Linked DNA regions of Homo sapiens: region 2 is linked to region 1. Evidence: chromatin loops called from intact Hi-C (ENCODE). Cell type or tissue: transverse colon. All regions are shown on one strand. Links, peaks and the distances in the headings refer to the core of each region. The heading gives the core; the rest is flanking DNA.

Evidence for each region. Hi-C counts contacts between places; a loop is a spot of excess contacts. Peaks named below come from ENCODE experiments on the same cell type or tissue, not always from the same donor. Only the 100,000 strongest peaks of a DNase experiment are listed, where the experiment ranks them.
Region 2: it touches region 1 in a loop (2.5-fold over the local background); 10 of 110 quality-filtered maps call a loop at or near these places.

The regions. Positions count from the first base shown.
Region 1 is chr2:238,193,658-238,196,563 of GRCh38, forward strand. ILKAP (ILK associated serine/threonine phosphatase) reads right to left here. Exons shown (of 12, transcript NM_030768.3): 2 at 1,148-1,213; 3 at 618-674. Among named protein-coding and RNA genes, the nearest start is that of ILKAP, 8.6 kb to the right of the region's middle. In transverse colon, for the core only: no CTCF peak of the experiment used is centred there; no DNase peak of the experiment used is centred there.
Region 2 is chr2:238,262,518-238,265,423 of GRCh38, forward strand. PER2 (period circadian regulator 2) reads right to left here. Exons shown (of 23, transcript NM_022817.3): 10 at 435-541. Among named protein-coding and RNA genes, the nearest start is that of HES6, 24 kb to the left of the region's middle. RefSeq lists an enhancer at 1,266-1,766. In transverse colon, for the core only: a CTCF peak has its summit at 1,159 (motif pointing left); a DNase peak (open chromatin) is centred at 1,124; H3K27ac peaks cover 2,472 bases.

The DNA.
Region 1 (2,906 bases), core at 144-2,643:
GACTGGAGTACTTTTCCTAAAATATAGAAAATATACCTGCATACGAAATGGGATTACCTGCATTCCCCACTGCCCCCACACCATCTATCTCCCAACCTCTCCTAACCCTCACCTTCCCCAACCAGAGGAGCTCTACCTAAGAAGTTCTCATGAGACAGAATCATACCTTTGCCGCAATGGCAACAGGAATCTGCTCTATTCTTCCCTTCTACTTAATTAGGACATGAAAAGGAACATTTTCAGGAGGAGGTAGAGCCAATGCTACTAGCCTCGATACATTTGAGTCAAGCACTCTGTTTAACAAGGCAAATCGGAATAATGAACTCTGAATTTTTAAAAAATGTTAATAACAAAGTTAAGAGTAAATTAGTGAACTCTTAATTCTTAAAGGCAGTTCCAACAATCTGAACCTCAAGAAGTTAATATCACCAGAAAGTGATACAGTATTATCTTTGTGCTTCCAATTAATGTGCCTGTTTATAGTTTTAGTAAACCTTATGCTGTATTATGACTTAATGTCATCCAAAATCCCGTTAAAACCTATACATAAATTTCACATAAGAGTAAAATACTATGTATTATTTCCATCAGCACCTTGGATTTTTCCTACCACTTACCTGAATCGCCACTGCTAGCGGGTGGGAGATCATCAAAAAGCAAAGGTCCCCCTGATCCTGAAACACAGCAGAACACTTAGTGAGCCCACAAAAAATATGTAAGACTTAAGTTTCAGAATCCATCCCACCAGGACACCTATGTAGGTTACTGAAATAAACTCAAAACTTTGCGTCAATCCAGTGGCAACTCATACTGCAATGAATAATATCTTGAACCTATTTTAAAGTCCTATTATTTCAAAGGAAATAAAAATCTGCCTTAAAAAGTTAAATTGTACTTCAGGTAGTAAAATAAATACTCAAATGAACCAGAGAAAACTGCTCCACATTTCCTCGCAGTACTTCTCAGGGCTAGCGACTAGCAGATTTTTCTGCCTTACCTGATGCCATGGATTCAAAACTTAAAGACAGTCCAACACCTAAAACATCTGTGTGTTGAAAATGGGGGAAAGGGAAAAAGATTGAGACAACTACAATCCCAGGATGAGTAGAGACGTTGACACACACCTGGGAGAGCCTGAAGACTGTACCTGAGTCAGTACTGCTGGCCGGAGGGAGGTCATCAAAGAGCAGGGGTCCTTTCTGAGCTTCTTTCCCTAAAACACAGAAAACCTGTTTAGAGAGCATATGGTCATCACCCAGGACAGATTTTCAAAGAGGAAGATCATGTGGTCTCCCCTGCTTTGACACAAGTTTGCTATTAGATTCTAATTTTCTCCTTCCTGTTGGGCAAATTTTTAAAACATATTTTCTTAACAGCTTTTTTAATATGGACATCTGTTTCCAACAGTTACAGTCAACATAAAAGCAATGATTGATGCCCTAACAGGCATCTTCAGGGCCACTGAATATTTTGAGGAAAACAAGTATTTTCTTGATAATTTCATTATTGAAAGCATGAAACATTTAAAAGTCTTTCTTTAAAATAGAATCCTGGGAAGAAAAAAACTGATTCTAGACCAGGAAAACAATACTTGAGACTTCCTGATAGACGTTCAGAAATTTGGGGTGGGGTGGAGGAGGGGCCTTCAAAGACCTACAGGTTTATAAAAATCCTATTTCGGTAACATTCTGCAAGGGAAGAAAATCTGTTGGAACCTGGTGTCCCTAGCCCCAGCACAGTGTCTGATTCAATAAATAGCTATGGAGAAAATAAAGGAGTTTCAGGTAACCAAAGACAGATAGCCTCAGGAGAAAGTCACGAAACTCTTTTAACAAAAAATGTGAAGATTTACACTCCAAAAGTATGTCTTAAATGTTTTATGCCCAATTATCTTTTTCCACATAAAATTTAACGACCATTCCTTATTTTCCAGCTTTTTCCTGAAATTCTGTTTAAGCTATTAGATATCTGAACTGGCACACAAGAATCCAAGTTGAAAGTATACACGTTCACCTCCTGCAAAGTTCAACACACCAACCAAACACACCAGCTCTATCCCACCTCTTGCTCCTCAGAGTTCAAGTATAAAAACGTGCTCATTTACGCCAGGCGCAGTGGCTCATGCCTATAAACCCAGCACTTCGGTAGGCTGAGGTGGGAGGATTGCTTGAGTCCCGGAGTTCGAGACCAGCCTGGACAACATGGCAAAAAAATGTCTATGAAAAAAATACAAAAATTAGCCAGGTGTGGTGGCAGGCGCCTGTAGTCCAAGCTACTCAGTAGGCTGAGGTGGGAGGATCACCTGAGCCCAGGGAGGCCAAGGCTTCAGTGAGCCATGATTGGGCCACTGCACTCCAGCCTAGGCAACACAGTGAGACTCTGTCACAAAAAAAAAAAAAAAAAAAGTACTCACTTAAAAACCAATTCACTTTTTTTTTTTTTTTTTTTTTTTTTGAGACTGAGTCTCACTCTGTTGCCCAGGCTGGAGTGCAGTAATGTGATCTTCGCTCACTGCCTCCACCTCCCGGGTTCAAGCTATTCTCCTGCCCCAGCCTCCTGAGTAGGTGAGATCACAGGCGCACACCACCATGCCCAAATAATTTTTGTATTTTTAGTAGAGACATGGTCTCACCATATTGACCAGGCTAGTCTTGAACTCCTGACCTCAAGTGTTCTGCCTGCCTCAGCCTCCCAAAGCGCTGGGATTACAGGGGTGAGCCACCATGTCTGGTCTAATTTTTGTATTTTTAGTAGAGACGGGGTTTCACCATGTTGGCCAGGTTGGTCTCAAACTCCTGGCCTCAAGTGGTCCACCCGCCTCAGCCTCCCAAAGTGCTGGGATTACAGGTATGAGCTATTGTGCCAGGCCAAACACCAATTCAACTAAACAAATAAATTTATATCCC
Region 2 (2,906 bases), core at 58-2,557, 69 kb after region 1:
GGCTGTTTCCAGCAGGAGCTGTTTCATCCCATGTTTCACCTCTGCTAGTGTCACTTGCATCTATGAGGGCTGGGCTTGGTGAGGACATGCACTGTGCACTCCCCTGGCCTGGTGAGAACCTTCCTAGCCACAGATGAACTGGTCTCCCCTCCTCCCATGCGCCACTGAAGCCAACAGTAAACATAAGATGCTACGGACTCAGGCCACGGACTGAGAAACAACTGGCCACAAAGGAACTCACATGAGTTTACCCCTCTCTCTCGACTCCACTGGGCACTGCAGTGCCAGGAGGGAGGCGGCGAGGCGGGCGTCTACCACCTGCTTGTCCTTAGCTGATCTGACCTGTCAGAGCTAGACTGGTCCCAAGAAGCAGCCCCAAGGACACAGGAACTTCCGCCAAACACTTCAGGATGTACCATGAAAAGGGGACCTACTCTTTTTGTGGATGGCCAGCATCAAGGGCCTGTCACTAGGGTGGAGCTGCACGAGCACTGGGGTTTCAATCAGGTCCTGAGGTAGGTAGCCCAGGAGAGGGACCGCCCTGGAAGGCAAGCAGACACACGCTAGGATTGGCATCCAAACAGATGAGGAGATTGTCACTAAGAACCATCTTATTCCCTGGAAAGAGAAGATACACTCCAAACCCCACCCCCTCCCCCACCCCCGGAGATCAAAAGTTGGACTAACAGAACCAGCTAGACTTTTAATCAATAGCAAACGAAGGTTCACTGTCCAGGACGCTGAAGGAGGCTCCCTCTGCTGGGGCCTGAGTGCTTCAGCTCTGCGTTTCACCTCCCAAGAGATAAGTCATGATCATGCTTTTGTTTTCTTCCTTCCAGCATCTTTTTCTTTTTCAGTGTCATTCATTAGTTTGGCCACATGTGACCTGGCATGGATTTTTGCTTAACAAGTTTTGCCTGGGCCTCGGAAAACCCTTTGTATGTGCTTCTTTTCCAGCCTGGTCTCGTGTGACTTTGGCCTCAGCATCCAGTTGGTTTACTGTGGCTTCTTTGGAGTCTCGGTGGCTGGCTGGGCCTCTGCCCTTTGAGCTCATGCCTCCTCCCAGAGCTGTGGCTTTGCTCCATTGCAGGACGGAGCTGAACTTCAGCAGCACCTTCTGCTTCTGTTTGTGTCCAGCGCCCTCTGCCGGCTCCACCGACCATTTCTTCTCCCGATCTGCCTCTTAACACTTGTTGCATCCAAACCAATGTTTCCTCAAACTCTGCTGCTTGTGTAGAAGGATTTTCCCTGTGAATCTTTAGACCATGGTGCAGAACTTTCTCAAGGGCCTGGCGTTATTCTTTGATTTCCTCCTTCTTGTCTGAGGCTCTCTCTTCAGGCCTCATGTTTTCCTTTGGACAGGATATACAGAATGTTCCTGGCATCCGTCCCATCAAGGCCTTGCTGAAGGAGGAAGAAGAGGAAGGAAGAGGAGAGGAGTGGGGGAACAGGAAGGAAAAAGAGGGGGAGGAGGAAGAGGAGGGAGCAGAAAGGGGGTGGAGGGTGAAAAGAAGGAGGGGAGGAGGAGGGGGAGCCCTGGCTGTCCTTGGGCTTTGTGAGCCAGGCCACACACAAGGCTTCATCAAGGAGAGCTTGCAGGCTGTGGCCCATCATGCCAGGTGAACCTGTCTGCCAACCTCCCTGCACAGGGCTGAGCTGGACACCAAGTTGGCATGGGAGTGGGTTAGAGACAGTTCTCAGATCTCTGAAGGAAGAAAAGTCTCCAGAGGCTGCTTTACATATACGGCCCCAGGCCCTGCCCTCCAAGATCCTGGTTCCACAGGGCAGGGTGGTGTCCAGAAGCCTGCATCTGCAAACTGGCTCTGCCCCAGGCAGCCCCGCGGACACACCTGAGCCACCTGGAGCTGGAAGTGACGGATCCCTTTTTACCCATAGAGCCTCCCCAGGAAGCTGTGTGGCCCTGACTCCAAGGATGGGGGCCTGTGTCCCTGGGCCAAGAGTAGAGGAGGGAGAGGTCTTGATCCTCCAGCTTCTAGGTGACCTGGTTCATTTTAGGAACCCAGCACACTGGTGCTTCTTGGTCCACTTCCTGTGGTATCTTCTGAGGTCACTTTTCGGTGACTACTGCCAGTGGCCCACACATTTTTTTTCTTTCTATTTTTTTGAGACAGGGTCTTTTGCTGTGACCTAGGCTGGAGTGCAGTGGTGCAATCATAGCTCACCGTAGCCTTGAACTCCTAGGCTCAGTGATCCCCCTGCCTCAGCCTCTGAGTAGCTGGGACTACAGGTGCACACCACCACACCCAGCTAATTTTTATTTTATTTTGCAGAGACAGGGTCTTGCTACGTTTTGAACTCCTGGTTTCAAACAGGCTGGTTTCAGACTCCTGGCCTCAAGTGATGCTCCTATCTCAGCTTCTCAGAGTGCTAGGATTATAAGTGTGAGCCACTGCACCTAGCCGGCCCAAGTGTTTTTGGAGTCTTCATGCATTTGTGGAGGAGCTGGGAGAAGATGCATGGTGGGGGCAGAAGCCACTCAGAACATGGGTGCTCCCAAATCTCACTGGGACTGTTCGCACCTGCTACAGCACCCTGAGGGGGAGACCCAGAGAGAGGGACCCAAGTGGGGCTCTGAGGCATGGAGAAAATCCTGTCCCCTGGAGAAGCCTCTAGCACACAGGCTGGAAGATAGACTTCTGCTGGGATCCAGCCAATGGCATCTCCGGCTTCCACCCTGACACTGGTCCCAGGCAACAGCGCCTCTGTCTGGACCATTATCCACTCCGAATGGGTTTATATGGGAGAATTAAGACAGGCTCAATTAGATCAACAGCTCTCCAGAAAGCCTCAATTACACCATGTGCATATCTTAGGAAGTTTTCAGTGTAATTCCATAATTATTTCATTGCCTGTATATAATTACATGTTTTTGTCCATTATCATGT